2 separate regions of the Homo sapiens genome follow, and region 2 is linked to region 1. Evidence: read pairs that join two places in POLR2A ChIA-PET (ENCODE). Cell type or tissue: HepG2. All regions are shown on one strand. Each heading gives the region's core, and the rest is flanking DNA. Links, peaks and the distances in the headings are about the cores only. Region 1 overlaps GNG7 (G protein subunit gamma 7). Region 2 overlaps LMNB2 (lamin B2).

Evidence for each region. Peaks named below come from ENCODE experiments on the same cell type or tissue, not always from the same donor. Only the 100,000 strongest peaks of a DNase experiment are listed, where the experiment ranks them.
Region 2: POLR2A ChIA-PET joins it to region 1 with 10 read pairs; 8 of 35 experiments call an interaction of 5 or more read pairs at or near these places.

The regions. Positions count from the first base shown.
Region 1 is chr19:2,584,006-2,591,648 of GRCh38, reverse strand. All of the region lies in intron 2 of GNG7 (G protein subunit gamma 7), which reads left to right. Among named protein-coding and RNA genes, the nearest start is that of MIR7850, 43 kb to the left of the region's middle. RefSeq lists an enhancer at 3,405-4,348. In HepG2, for the core only: no CTCF peak of the experiment used is centred there; DNase peaks (open chromatin) are centred at 3,278 and 4,008; H3K4me3 peaks cover 759 bases.
Region 2 is chr19:2,437,457-2,445,099 of GRCh38, reverse strand. It overlaps LMNB2 (lamin B2), which reads left to right. Exons shown (of 12, transcript NM_032737.4): 2 at 560-696; 3 at 6,569-6,725; 4 at 6,812-6,937. Among named protein-coding and RNA genes, the nearest start is that of MIR7108, 6.3 kb to the right of the region's middle. RefSeq lists enhancers at 2,954-3,453, 3,454-3,955. In HepG2, for the core only: no CTCF peak of the experiment used is centred there; no DNase peak of the experiment used is centred there.

The DNA.
Region 1 (7,643 bases), core at 2,009-4,508:
TTGTGGCTCTCCTCCATCCTAACACACCCATTGTAGAAGAGAGCTTCCTTTGGGCTGGAGCCTTGGGATAGACTTTCCCCCAACTTTGGTTCTTTGGTTGAACAGCCTCAATAGGGAGTTTGGAAACAGACAAACTCAAGGCCACACACTCAGTCCCCTATAATCTCTCCCTTAAAAAAAAAAAAAAAAAAAAAACCCTTTATTTTCAAATTACGAAAACAGTGACATACTAGAAAATCTTAAAAATACCAAAAGGTTTAAAGAAAGGGATGGAAATCATCCTGCATGCATTATTGCCATCTTACAAGAGAGGAAACAGAGAGGAGGCGGAGTAGTATGTTGGCAAATAGTATTGGCAAGTAGGAGTATGCCTGACAAATCTCATAAGAAACAGCAAGGAGGGATGATTATTCTTCCACATCATCGGTTGACACAGCCTTCCAGCGTGGAACGGCTTGTTTGCAAGCCAAACCTACCGCGCAAGAGGTTCTTCTTGTTCTCTGTGAGGTGCTGAGTTGCTAGGTTACTGAGAGCATCAGGAATCCAAGGAACAACATACTTATATCGTGCTCAACTTTGAAAAATAAAGTAGATATTAACATTTTAAAATGAGTAAGAATAATATTTATTGCACCAGGATTTGCAAATATTGAATTCTAGTTGCAATTCTACCATTTCTAGTATGTATGTATGTGGATGGATGGATGGATGAGTAAATGGATGGTTGGATGGATGGATGAATGGATGGATAAATGGATGGATGGGTGGATGGATGGATGGGTGAATGGATGGGTGGGTGGATGGATGAGTGGATGGATGGATAGTTGGTTGGGTGGGCGGATGGGTGGATGGTTGGTTGGGTGGATGGATGGATGGTTGGTTGGTTGGTTAGGTGGGTGGATGGGTGGGTGGATGGATGGATGGATGGATGGATGAATGGGTGGATGGATGGATGGATGAATGGATGGGTGGATGGATGAATGAATGGGTGAATGGATAGGTGGGTGGACGGATGGATGGATGAATGGATAGATGGATGGATGGGTGGGTGGGTGGGTGGATGGATGGATGAATGGGTGAATGGATGAGTGGGCGGATGGATGGATGGTTGGTTGGGTGGGTGGATGGGTGGGTGGATGGATGGATGGATGGATGGATGGATGAACAGATGGGTGGATGAATGGATAGATGAGTGAATGGATGGGTGGATGGATGAATAGATATAGAGACATAGATATAGACGACAGCTTTATCAAGATATAATTCACACAATTCTACCATTTCTAAGCCTCAGTTTTATCTATAAGATATGGAAAATTGTTATGTGCCCGATAGAGAAAAAAGGAAGACTGACCCATTTTCTTTACCTGTTCTATTTTTTGCCTTACCTCTTATAGTTTTGTTTTTTAATGGTACTTTTAAAAACTGATTCATTTGAAAAATCCACCTGGATAAGAGGCCCAACCTCTTGATAATGTTGTTACCTATAGTTTATTTCCTAACAGCTTTATTGAGATAAAATTATATGCTATAAAGGCCAGGCACAGTGACTCACACACCTCTAATCCCAGCACTTTGGGAGGCCGAGGCAGGTGGATCACTTGAGGTCAGGAGTTCGAGACCAGCCTGGCCAACAGGGTGAAACCCTGTCTCTACTAAAAATACAAAAATTAGCTGAGTACGGCAGTGCATGTCTGTAATTCAAGCTACTCGGGAGGCTGAGGTAGAAGAATCGCTTGAACCCGGGAGGTGGAGGTTGCAGTGAGCTGAGATCATGTCACTGTACTCCAGCCTGGGCGACAGAGCGAGACTGGCCTGTTCTGAACATTTCATGTCAATGGGATCACACACTGTGTGGCCTTTTGTCTGGCTTCTCTCACTGAGTGTGATTTTTCGGAGTTCATCCACGTTGTAGTGCGTATGCAGTGAGGTTTTAAATGCTCCTGGACTTAGTACAACCCCCTACGCGCAGGGCCTAAAAGAGCTAAATCAAGGCATCATTTCCTTACTGCTGCCATCATCTGACATGGGAGGAGGGGACCAGAGTCAAACAGCGGAGGTGGGAATGACACAGGAAGATCCAGAGACACGTGGAAGACTCCGAGAGCTGCAAGAAATGACATCTGGGAGGCCAGGCATGGTGGCTCATGCCTGTGATCTCAGCACTTAGGGAGGCCAAGGCGGACGGATCACTTGAGGTCAGGAGTTCAAGACCAGCCTGTTCAACATGGCAAAACACCATCTCTGCTATTTAAAAAAAAAAAAAAAAAAAAAAAAGTGCACCTGTAGTCCCAGCTACCTGGGAGGCTGAGGCAGGAGAATCACTTGAACCCAGGAGGCGGAGGTTACAGTGAGCTGATATCGCGCCACTGCACTCCAGCCTGGGCCACGGAGGGAGACTCCATCTTAGAAGAAAGAGACGGCCGGGCGTGGTGGCTCATGCCTGGAATCCCAGCACTTTGGGAGGCTGAGGCAGGCGGATCACCTGAGGTTGGGAGTTCGAGACCAGCCTGACCAAGGTGGAGAAACCCCATCTCTACTAAAAATACAAAATTAGCCAGGTGTGGTGGCTCATGCCTGTAATCCCAGCTACTTGGGAGGCTGAGGCAGGAGAATCGCTTGAACCTGGAAGGGGGAGGTTGTGGTGAGCCAAGATCGCGCCATTACACTCCAGCCTGGGTCACAGAGGGAGACTCCATCTTAAAGAAGAGAAAGGAGACCTGGGAGTCAGCTGGCACCAGGGCCAGCAAGGGACGGCTGATGTCACACCTGAGCACCTGGGAAGAGAGGTGCCACCACGAAGACAAAGCAAGGGAGTCGGGGAGGAAAAGAAGCCAGTTTCCCCAGAAAGATGACCACCTGGTGGGGTCTGCGGTGTGATCAGCAAGCCTGGGTTTGCTGGGTCTGAGGACTTGGAGCCACTCCAACCAGGACAACCCTGGGTAACCCAGCTGGGGTTGGTCACCCTGAGTCTGGAGTTCCCACGGAACGGGCCAAGGTTAGATGCGTCAGCAGGCGGTTTGAAATGAAGGTCAGAGGAGGATGGCTAAGAAATACGGCCCCTGACTGACGGGAGAAAGTTCCACGGGGCCCGCGTCCAGCTGCCGCCGCCCTGGGCTCCTGCTTTTTTCCCAGCCGGGGGAACGGGCCCTTTGACCGCCCTGCCCGGCCCTGTGCGATTCACCAGCTGTTGACTTTTAAAAGAAAAACAAACCTCATGACGTGCGTTAAGGTCTGTTTACTACCTGTCGCTTTGCAGAGAGCCGCGTCGTGCTGGTTTATCTCATTGTGACTTTTTAATCTGATGTCTTTCGGGTTGTCCTCAGGGAGCTGATTAGGATGTAAAGGCCAGTTGCAATTCAGCCGGACTCTCCCAGTGCACAAACAACATTGTCACCAGTCCCCGGCCACCCTCTCACGCCCCCACCAAGCTTAGGAAAATAGTTTGTGCTCAAGGGACTTGCTAGGTTTCTAAGCAGCCTGTGAAGTGCCGTATTTCTGCTGCACAAATTGTACCCGGGGACCTTTTACACCACAACAGGCCGTTTGCAAATAGAGAGATGGTTTTTCTTCTCTTGCTCCAATCTGGATGCTTTTCATTTCCTTTTCATGCCCAGTTGCCCTGGCTTGAATTTGCAATAACAATACTGAATAGAAACAGTGAGAGTGGCCACCCTTATCTTGTTCCTGTTCTTTCTTTCTTTTTCTTTTCTTTCCTTCCTTCCTTCTCTCTCTCTCTCCTTCTTTTCTTTTCTTTCCTTCCTTCCTTCCTTCCTTCCTTCCTTCTCTCTTTCTCTCTCTTTTCTTGAGATGAGAGTCTTGCTGTGTCGCCCAGGCTGGAGTGCAGTGGCACGATCTTGGCTCACCGCAACCTCTGCCTCCCAGGTTCAAGTGATTCTCCTGCCTCAGCCTGCCAGGTAGCTCCTGGAGGCTGAGACAGCGTCCCCCTCCCTTCCATGCTTCCACGGTCGGTGTGATGCTGCCTCGAGTTACAGCTTTTTGTGAACTGCATGAGGCCCGGGTGACTCAGCAGCCCAGGCCTGCCTCCCCTTTGAAGCCCGTTTGTGGCCGTTACAAGGTGGCCGCCTGCGTACCGACCCCCGAGCTGACGCCGGCTGTTGTCCTCACCGGCCAGAGCCTCTGCCATCCCAGGCGCTAGATCTCACAGCTCCTTTGGGTCCCAGGAACTTTCCCAGCCCCTTGCAGTTGCATCTCAGCAGCTGTGATTCTCATCAGAAGACATTGTGCCCGGGGAGCCCTCTGCCCTTCCGCCCAGGACCTGAGAACGTGGGTGAGCTTCCCCGGCAGAGGAAGCAACGCAGGGTACGCAGGTGAGGTCGGAGGGACAGGAGAGACCCCTGGGTCTGCACCTGGGAATGCTTCGGTCCAGGCAGAGACCCTAGAGCCAGATGCTCAGGGACGATCTGGTGATTGTGTGCAGGTCACTTCCTCCTGGTGTCTTCTTGCCGCCGCAACTCTCCGTGGTGAAACCTCCAACCCAGGGGTCCTAACCTGCGGCTGATCCTAGCCCCTGGGGGACATCGGGTGACGTCTGGGGCCAAAAATTAGCCGGATGTGGTGTTGCGTGGTAGTGGATGCCAGGATTCTCCACTGTCATTATGATTTCAAGGTGACATTCTTTTTTTTTTTTTTTTTTTTTTTTTGAGATGGAGTCCCGCTCTGTCACCCAGGCTGGAGTGCGGTGGCACAATCTCTGCTCACTGCAACCTCTGCCTCCCCGGCTCAAGCGATTCTCCTGCCTCAGCCTCCCGAGTAGCTGGGACTACAGGCACGTGACACCACACCCGGCTAATTTTTGTATTTTTAGTAGAGACAGGGTTTCACCATTTTGGCCAGGCTGGTTTCAAACTCCTGACCTCAAATAATCCGCCCACCTCAGCCTCCCAAAGTGCTGGGATTACAGGCGTGAGCCACTGCACCCGGCCAAGGTGACATTCTACTGGATCTACACACGATATTCACTGTGAGTTCCCATTGAGGGATGCTTGCGTGCGTGTGTGTAAATTCTACCTTCTTTTTCATTTGAGCCCTTGGCTGTCAAATGTCAGGGCTGGGATTTGCCCTCATTTCCAGAGTGTGTGAGTGTCCTTCCCTCCCCATCCTTCCCTTTCAGCCTCAGCTGAGCTCTTGGGGGACCGAGGTCACCAGCAGCTTGTCTGGGCCCGCTGGCTCCCAGCCCCCCAAGCCAGACGCGCCATCCCAGATTCCCCATTTGCGGCCCTCGCTTTGAATTTATGGGCCTGCTGAGCGGAATGGGAAACTCATCAGGGAGTGTGAAAGTCACTCTAGAAGGTGGGAATGCCAGCAGCCACCAGCCCCCAGCACCTGCACCAACAAGGGGTCTTGCCACACAGCTTGGGCTGGGGCGGGCAAAGCTGGAGGGTGGGGCAGTGGAAGGTGGGAGCTCTTGATCCTCCCCGATCTCACCCCATCAAGACGGCTGCAAGACTGTGCTGAGCCAGCCCCGGTTCCACAAGTCTACAAAGGGGGTGAGAGTTCCGTTTTTCATCATCAAAATCGTACAACTTTATGTTTACAAAAGTAACACTGGCTTGTTGCTGAAAAAATATTTCAGAAAACTCACAAAGATTTAAAGAAAAAGGGATACTGAAAAATCAATACATTTTGGCCGGGGCACGGCGGTTCACGCCTGTAATCCCAGCACTTTGGGAGGCCGAGGCGGGTGGATCACGAGGTCAAGAGAGTGAGACCATCCTGGCCAACATGGTGAAACCCCGTCTCTACTAAAAATACAAAAAAATAGCCGGGCGTGGTGGCGGGTGCCTGTAATCCCAGCTACTCGGGAGGCTGAGGCAGGAGAATGGCGTGAACCCGGGAGGCGGAGGTTACAGTGAGCCGAGATCGCGCCACTGCACTCCAGCCTGGGAAACAGGGCAAGCCTCTGTCTCAAAAAAAAAATTACTGAATTTTACACTTTATGAGGGTGAATTTTATGGTATATGAATGATGTCTCCATTTTGTTTTTAAAAGGAAAAGTTCCCCTGGTAATCCCAATCTGGAGATGAAGACTGTTAAAATCTCTTCCAGGCTGCCTGTTTCTAACTGGCTGTTTTCAATATACTTTTGAACTTACGGAGAAGTTGCAAGAATAGCCGCAGGCACTTCGTATACTCTTTATACTCAAATATGCCAACTGTTTACACTTGCCTTGCCCTATTTTTTCTTTTATTATTCTCTCACTCCATCGTTCACCGTGTGTGTGTATACACATTTATGTGTGTCTATGTATTTATGTATAAATTGCAGGTGGATATGTATGTATATATCTATATATACGCAGAAAGATAGTTACTTATATGGCATATATGCTAGATATATTATTATGCAGTTATGTATACACAGAATTATATGTATGTAATTGTGCATGTATGCATATTAATTTATTTCCAGTCATTTGAAATTAAGTTGGAGACATCATGCCCCATTAACCCTAAAGATCTTGGTGGATATTTTCTAAGAACAAGGCCCTTCCTTCCTTCATTCCTACCTTCTTTCCTTCCTTCCTTCCTTCTTTTCTTCCCTCCCTCCATCCCTCCCTCCCTCCTTCCTTCCTTCCTTCCCTCCCTCCCTCCGTCCCTCCCTCCCTCCTTCCTTCTTTCCTTCCTTCCTTCCCTCCCTCCCTCCATCCCTCCCTCCCTCCTTCCTTCTTTCCTTCCTTCCCTCCCTCCCTCCCTCCTTCCTTCCTTCCTTCTTTCCTTCCTTCCTTCCCTCCCTCCCTCCCTCTATCCCTCCCTCCCTCCCTCCCTCCTTCCTTCCTTCTTTCCTTCCTTCCCTCCCTCCCTCCGTCCCTCCCTCCCTCCTTCCTTCTTTCCTTCCTTCTTTCCCTCCCTCCCTCCATCCCTCCCTCCCTCCATCCGTCCCTCCCTCCTTCCTTCCTTCTTTCCTTCCTTCCTTACTTCCCTCCCTCCCTCTATCCCTCCCTCCCTCCTTCCTTCCTTCTTTCCTTCCTTCCCTCCCTCCCTCCCTCCTTCCTTCCTTCCTTCCTCCTTCCTTCCCTCTCTCTCTCTTTTTAAGGCAGGGTCTGCCCTGTCGCCCAGGCTGGAGTGCAGTGTTGCAATCATGCCTCACTGCAGCCTTGACCTCTTGGGCTCAAGTGATCCTCCCTCCTCAGCCTCCCAAGTAGCTGGGACACATCACCATGCCTGGCTAATTTTTTTATTTTTTGAGACAAGGTCTTGCCTGTCACCTAGGCTGGAGTACAGTGATGCAATCACAGCTCACTGCAGCCTCAAACTTCTGGGCTCTAGCAATCCTCCCACCTCAGTCTCCCAAGTAGCTGGAACTACAGTCACGTGCCATCGCTTTTTTTTTTTTTTTTTAATTCTTTGCGGAGATAGGGTCTCCCTATGTTGCCCTGGCTGGTCTTGAGCTCCTGACCTTAAACCATCCTCCCACCTCAGCCTCCCGAAGTGGTAGGATTATAGGCATGAACCACTGGCACCCAGCCAAGCTGGCTCTGTGTCCTTCTGATACGTTGCCATAATTCTTTGAGTTTCCTTACTTTCTGGCCCAAAAAGATGCTCCAGAAATATAATATTTTTTTCTGCCTCAGTCCTGGAGCCAACCTCTTCTCCAACCCATCCTGGTGACTTTTAGTTCTT
Region 2 (7,643 bases), core at 5,144-7,643, 150 kb after region 1:
TGATCAGCCCAGTGTCCATGGTGCCCAGCGGGAGAGATCCTTGATTAAACATCCCACCAGTTTTCTGGTTCTGAAACCGAGAGTGTGAAAAATGCATCTAATGGCCAGGCATCGTGTCGCTATGACAGCGGCCAAGGGGCTGCATGTCCAGGTGTGGCTGGTCCTCCGGGGAAGGGGACAGGCTCCATCCAGCTGCTGTGCTGGTCCAGGCCCAGGGCCTTTGGTCTCCAGCACTGGGCGCCGCTGTTCTGGGAGCTGGAGCTCGTGGAGAGACGATCATTCCAGAGGGGGCCGCAGCAGAGGAGGAGGCTCCTGGGATGGCTGGGACCCAGGGTCGCCTGGCTTCCTCCTGGTTACCGGACCCTCCCCGACAGGGGGCTCCCTTTGCTGTGTCTGTGAGATGGGCAACACAGGGTGTCCCAGTGTCCCCAGGCTGCCATCCTCTCTCTCTGCGTGCCAGTCCCTGGGAATCTGAGCAGGGCCAGTGGCCGGGCCCCCTGACTGCTGTAGTCCAAGGGGAAGGGTCCCTCTCGCTTCACCCTGTCCTGGGTCTCCCCAGGTGAGTGGCATCAAGGCGCTGTACGAGTCGGAGCTGGCCGATGCCCGGAGAGTCCTGGATGAGACGGCTCGAGAGCGTGCCCGGCTGCAGATAGAGATTGGGAAGCTGAGGGCAGAGTTGGACGAGGTCAACAAGAGGTGAGTGGTCACGGCTGGGCACGACGTCACCCTGATCCTGGCACCACGGGGTGGACGGGGGCAGGTGGGCGCTGGGCTCGTGCGGGGCATGCTCTGATACGGGCACAGCCTGGAGCTCACAGCTCCCATCCTCTCTCCCCCACCAGTGGCTGCCACGTCACTTTTTCTGTTCTGAGGAAAGTGATAGATGCTCACATCGGACAGCAGGAAGCGCAGGGCAGCTTAAGCTCACAAGTAAAATCTCCCGCGAGCCTCCCCAGAGAGGGCTTCCTGGTCAGCCTGGCCTGTCTCCTTAGTGTGCACACGCGCTTGCACATGCTTACCTAGACCCCGGGCGGCACCCAGTGGACACCGTGAGACGCGTTTGACCTCAGGCCCCATCGTAGGCATTTCCCTGTGGTTGGATGTTCTTGGTGCCGGGGTTTTGTCCCAGCTGTTGGGACGCTCGGGTGTGTGGTGTGTGACCAGGGTGCTCATGGGTTGTTGGGCTGCCCCAGGGTTGGCTGCAAAGTCCTTCTGGGTGACAACTGTGTCCATCGGCAGAAACGATCTCCCCTCTCAGCCTGGCAGTGAGTCTTGCCTGATTCTGGGCGTGGGATGTGGTTGGGCGGCAATTTAAACAGAACGATGATGACAAAAGGAATATTTATTCAGAGGAGCCAGGAGGCCAATGAAACACTGAGCTCAAGGCTTTTCTTGATGTGAGGCTCCAGCTAGAGCGAGGTCTCTGGTGCCCTGCGTGTGGACACTGTCTTCCGTGGTCTCCGGCCACCGGCATTCAGGCACCTGCAGGTGCCTCGGATTTCCTCAGGCTGGGGTGGGTCAGGGTCTTCCCACACTGCTCATTCTCCCAGAGCCACGCAGGCCTGGCTCAGCATGGAGGGATCTGCTGGCAGGAGGGGTGGCACCTCGGCCACCTGGTACGGGGGTGACAGCAGCCAGTGGCTTGAGAATCCACGTTGTCCCTGAGTTGGAGTGTGGCCAGAGGAATGACCGGGGACCCTGTGTCCAACAGTGCCGGGGCCCCCATGCGTGGTTGCAGGTGACCTCTCCATCCGACGCCCTCCTCCTTCCTGGGCTGGCGCTGCTCCCGTGGAGAGCTGACTTCCCTTCCCCAACAGGAGACCCTCCAGGTCAGCCCAGGGACCACCGCCCGCCTGCCCGGGGCCTGGGGCTCCAGGAGGGACCATTTGTGCCCTGATGGTGGCCATGAGCCGGGGACCCTGGGGCCAGGCACCAGCCAGGACAGGCTGCCCACTCTCAGCACATCCCACACAGCACAGGTGCACCCCGGGACCTGCTCAGGCAGCAGCTCTGTGCTGTCTACCTCCAGCACCCACCGTGTTTAATAAGCAGGTTCATCAGTGGAGCCATGCAGGCTGTGGGATGACTAGAGCTTGGTCAGGGGTGCACGGAGCTCTGAAATGTCAGAACTACACCGTGCAGATGGGACAGAGCTGCTGCTGGCCCCGCACCAGGCGCCTCTCAACTGTTCACTTTAAGATGTTGAAATGTACAGGATGTGAATTTCACCTCAAATTAAAACATTAAAAAAAGAAAATGGTACACAGTGCCCGCCCTAGGTGTTGAGGAATTCCCAGTTCACAATCTCCTGAGCAGTGCGTGGCATCTACAGAGAGGCCCGTCTTTTCCTTTTCATTAAGACAGGGTCTCTGTTGCCTAGGCTGGAGCTCAGTGGCACAATCATAGCTCGCTGCAGCCTCGAACTCCCAGGCTCAGGTGATCCTGCCTCAGCCCCACCCCGAGTAGCTGGGACCCCAGGCATGCACCACTACACCCAACTAATTTTTTTTATTTTTTATTTATTTCCTTTTGAGACATAGTCTTGCTCTGTCACCCAGGCTGGAGTGCAGTGGTGCAATCTCGGCTCACTGCAACATCCACCTCCCAAATTCAAACGATTCTCCTGCCTCAGCCTCCTGAATAGTTGGGATTAGAGGCTCACACCACCTTGCCCAGCTAATTTTTTTACCAAGTTGGCCAGGCTGGTCTCAAACTCCTGGACTTAAGCGATCCACCCGCCTTGGCCTCCCAGAGTGCTGGGATTACAGATGTAAACCACCATGCCTGGCCTAATTTTTTTATTATTTGTAGAGATGAGGTCTCGCTATGTTGCTCAAGCTGGTCTTCAACTCCCAGGCTAAAGTGATCCTCCCACCTCAGCCTCCCAAAGCACTGGGTATAGGTATGAGCCACTGGGCCAAGCCTAATGTTTTTCTTATCCTAACAAATTTATCTCCAAAACCCCACAATGAGAGAAACACTGGGAGCAGCGTGCAGGACCTAACAAGCCAGAGCCTGCCACAAAACCCCGGGCACCCAGCTGAAGATTCTAACTCAGCACCTGGCGCTTAGGAAACGGGTCTGAGCCCTGGGAGCCCGCACCCTGCCTTCTGGGTGTGCCCTGCAGTCCTGCGGAACCCTGTGGTTTAGACCGAGTTGCTGAGGAGCTTCCCGGATTCCCCGATCTCCGCTCCAGTCCTCTGAGCTGGTCTGCAGCCTGCCTCTTCCACCTCACCCCTGGGCCTTTGCACTGCTGCTCGCCTGCCTGGAAGGCTCTTTCAGCAGCGGTGGCCCTGGCTCCTCCAGCACTGCTCCTTCAGGTCTCTGCCCCCAGGGTTGTCTCCCAGCCCCACTCCAGCCCTGCCCCCAGGCAACCTCCTGTCTGGTAGGCAGCCTGTGTCGCTGATGCCTCCCTCCGCAAGGACGTCCCGCAGTGTAAGGCAAGGGTTCTAGATGCACCTCTGGTGTGAGAGCGGTGCCTTCCACACAGCGGGCACTCGGGATTTGCCCAACAGATTCCACCTTCCCCCAAACCCCTGCAAAAATCCCCAGCAGGGCCGCAGGGCTCGCAGCCCTCTGAGCGAAAGGGCCTGGCCTGTGTGGCATGTGCTCAGAGATGCGGGATCTGCACCCCAGACCCTGCTGGAGATCTGCTCCATGTGGGGAAGTAGAGCTTAGTGTCCCTGAGGGCTGCGGACAGGGGTGCATCAGCCTTGTGGCCGAAGTCTCTGGCCTTCACGCCTCTCAAAAGCAAGCAGATGCCACACCTCTAGTGTGTGGAGAGCCCTGGCTACACCAGGTCCAGCGCCAGAGCGGCTGGCCGCCCTGCCCTGGCGGGACACAACCGGAGCCAGACCCGGGATTCAGGGTACCCGGCACGGATGCTTTTACCTGGCAGGTGGCCTTAGACCTGGTTGTCTGACCCCCGACCAGGGACCCCTCACACGAGAGACCTGTTTACACAGTGGCTGCCCCGTAGCTCGTGTCTGACCTGTGTCCAGGGTATGCCTGTCCGACCATCGCTCTGGCACTGGGATCCCAGCCTGGGGCAGCTCCTGGTTCTTCTGACAGAAGGCGCAAATTCAGCACAGCGATAGGAAACAAGTTTGAAGATTTATTACGGATCCTAGGCAGGGAGGGCACTGTGAGCTGGGAAGGCAGCCCTCCCTCCCCGGGTCACACAAGGAAGGAAGGAAGAGTCCCACAGAGAGTGAGAGCTTGGCAGCTAGTGAGAGAGAGAGGGAGATGGGTGGATGATGGATGGATGGCTGGATGGGTGGACGGATGATGGATGGATGAGTAGATGGATGGATGATGGATAGATAATGGATAGATAGATGATGGATGGATGAGTGGATAGATGGATGGATGGATGGATGAGTAGATGGATGAATGGATAGATGATTGAGGGATGGATGGAAGGATGGATGGATGGAGATGATGGATAGATGATGGATGGATGAGTAGATGGATGGATGGATGATGGGTGGATGGATAGATGGACAGATGAGTGGATGGATGGATGGATGATGGGTGGATGGATGGATGGATGATGGGTAGATGGATAGACAGTAATAGATAGAGCAATAGATAGATATAGCTATCTGTAAGGCTGGGTGCGGTGGCTCATGCCTGTAATCCCAGCACTTTGGGAGGCCAAGGCGGACAGATCACTTGAGGATGGGAGTTCAAGACCAGGCTAACCAACATGGAGAAACCCCGTCTCTACTAAAAATACAAAATTATCTGGGCGTGCTGGCACTTGCCTGTAATCTCAGCTACTTGGGAGGCTGAGGGAGGAGAATCGCTTGAACCCGGGAGGTGGAGGTTGCAGTGAACCGAGATCGCACCATTGCACTCCAGCCTGGGCAACAAGAGCGAAACTCCATCTCAAAAAAAAAAAAAAAGATACAGCCATCTGTAGAATTGATATATACGGACATAGATTATATAGATAAATACAGTTATTGATGGAGATATACTTAGACAGACATACGGTCACTTTCAGCTATGGGTCACTTTCATTTCTTGGGCAAATGCCTAGGTGGTCTTTTGAAAGGCCCTGGGGGACCAGGCGCAGTGGTTCACGCCTGTAATCCCAGCACTTTGGAGGCCGAGGCGGGCAGATCACCTGAGGTTGGGAGTTCGAGACCAGCCTGGCCAACATGGAGAAACCCCATCTCTACTAAAAATAAAAAATTAGCGGACGCTGGTGGCGCATGCCTGTAATCCCAGCTACACAGGAGGCTGAGGCAGGAGAATTGTTTGAACCCGGGAGGCGGAGGTTGCAGTGAGCCGAGATCACGCCATTGCAATCCAGCCTGGGCAACAAGAGCGAAACTCCAACTCAAAAAAAAAAAAAGGCTCTAGGGAGAGTCGGGAGTGCATTCTGCTGGGCAGGAGAGGTCCCTGTCACTTCTGACCTCTGGCCACGGGCTCGAGCCGCCTGGATGTGGATGTTCTTTGAATGTCCAGCCAGCAGCCTTGGCTGTGTTATTCCAGATACACCCAGTTGTCCCCATCCTGGGGTGATTCTGTCCCCAGGGGACACTGGGTGATTCCTGGGGACACTTGTGGTTGTCAAAACTGGGCAGCAAGAAGCTCCTGGTCTGAAGTGGGTGGAGGCCAGGGACAGTGCTCAGCACCCTGCAGTGCCTAGGACCACCCCAAATGTCAGCAGTTGTGACGCTGCGGAACCCTGGATGTCCTCACTCGACCACCCCAAATGTCAGCAGTTGTGACGCTGCAGAACCCTGGGTGCCCTCACTCAAGACCACCCCAGATGTCAGCAGTTGTGACGCTGCGGAACCCTGGGTGTCCTCACTGTTTCTTGGGAGGATATAGTTAGTTCCCTGTCGGGAGGGGGTAAAATTCAGCTCCAAGACTTATAATTATGCTTAAAAACATTTAAGAGTCAGCCGTACGCGGTGGCTCGCACCTGTAATCCCAGCACTTTGGGAGGCTGAGACAGGAGGATTCCTTGAGCCCAGGAGTTCGAGACCAGCCTGTGCAAACAAGTGAACCCCTGTCTCTTAAAAAAAAAAAAAAAAAAAAAAAAAAAAAAGCTTAAGTGCCTACAATCCACACTGGTAGTATTTGTGTGTTTAAAAAGCCTGAGTATTTGCTATCTTAAATATCTAATGTTGGAGCTAATTTGGTTTAGTGGAAAACCAGGTGAGCCTGCTTCAGACAGCTTAAGTTTACAAACAAGGCTGACCCTTCAAAGGCCAGGGTCTTTGTAACATTTACAGAGGATGCATTAATTTCTCCCCAAATGGTCGTCCTGGGTCCAGAACAGGCAGGAGAGGCTGGGAAAGCCCATGCCTCCAGGGTGGTCCCAAGCGCTGGTGCCTGTCACTTGCTGGACTCCTGACAGTGCAGGGCAGATGATGAGGGCACGTGTGCCTTTGCCTGGGCGCGTGGGGCCGCGTCGTCTGCAGGACGGGAAGGTCTGGGGCTCGGAGGCCTCGGTGACCTTGTCTTTGGGCTTGCCTGACGCCCCCTGAGGTGCTCCCTGTGGCCCCATGGACCTTGCCCCTCCCCACTCACTTGCCCTCTTGACTTTCAGCGCCAAGAAGAGGGAGGGCGAGCTTACGGTGGCCCAGGGCCGTGTGAAGGACCTGGAGTCCCTGTTCCACCGGAGCGAGGTGGAGCTGGCAGCTGCCCTCAGCGACAAGCGCGGCCTGGAGAGTGACGTGGCTGAGCTGCGGGCCCAGCTGGCCAAGGTAGGTGCCAGGAGCCACGGGACGCCCCAGCAGGGTATATGCAACAGACAGATTGTCACACCAGCTCGCTGTCCTGTGTCTCCCAGGCCGAGGACGGTCATGCAGTGGCCAAAAAGCAGCTGGAGAAGGAGACGCTGATGCGTGTGGACCTGGAGAACCGCTGCCAGAGCCTGCAGGAGGAGCTGGACTTCCGGAAGAGTGTGTTCGAGGAGGTGAGTGAGTGGCCTGGCCTCCAGCCTGGCACAGCGGAAACGCAAAGTCCACCCTCATGGCTGTGGAGGGCGGAAGCCTGAGGGCACCGTGTGGCCGGGGTCCCTCCCACGGCTCTAGGGAGGCTCCTTCCTGCCTCTTAGGGTGCCCTTGGCTTCGGCTGCGTCTCCCCAGTGTCTGCCTCTGTCTTCCCGCGGCTGCCTCCCCTGTGTCCATACTCTGTGTATCCTACAAGGACACTTGTCATTGGATTTGGGGCCTGCCTGGATCATCCAGAGTGACCTAATGGCATCTGCAGAGACCCCATTTCCAAATAAGGTCCATTCACAGCTGCTGGGGATCGGGATGTGGGCACGTCTTTTTTTGAGATGGAGTTTCACTCTGTCACCCATGCTGGAGTGCGGTGGCACGATCTTGGCTCACTGCAACCTCCGCCTCCCAGGTTCAAGCAATTCTCCTGCCTCAGCCTCCCGAGTAGCTGGATTATAGGCGTGCACCACCATGCCCAGGTAATTTATGTATTTTTAGTAGAGACGAGGTTTCACCACGTTGGCCAGGCTGGTCTCGAACTCCTGACCTCAGGTGCTTCATCCGCCTCGGCCTCCCAAACTGCTGGGATTCCAGGCGTGAGTCACCATGCCCAGCCAAAACATATCTCTTCAGTGTCAAGGAAGGTCTATTTTGATTTCTTGCCTTTCTAAAAGCTTG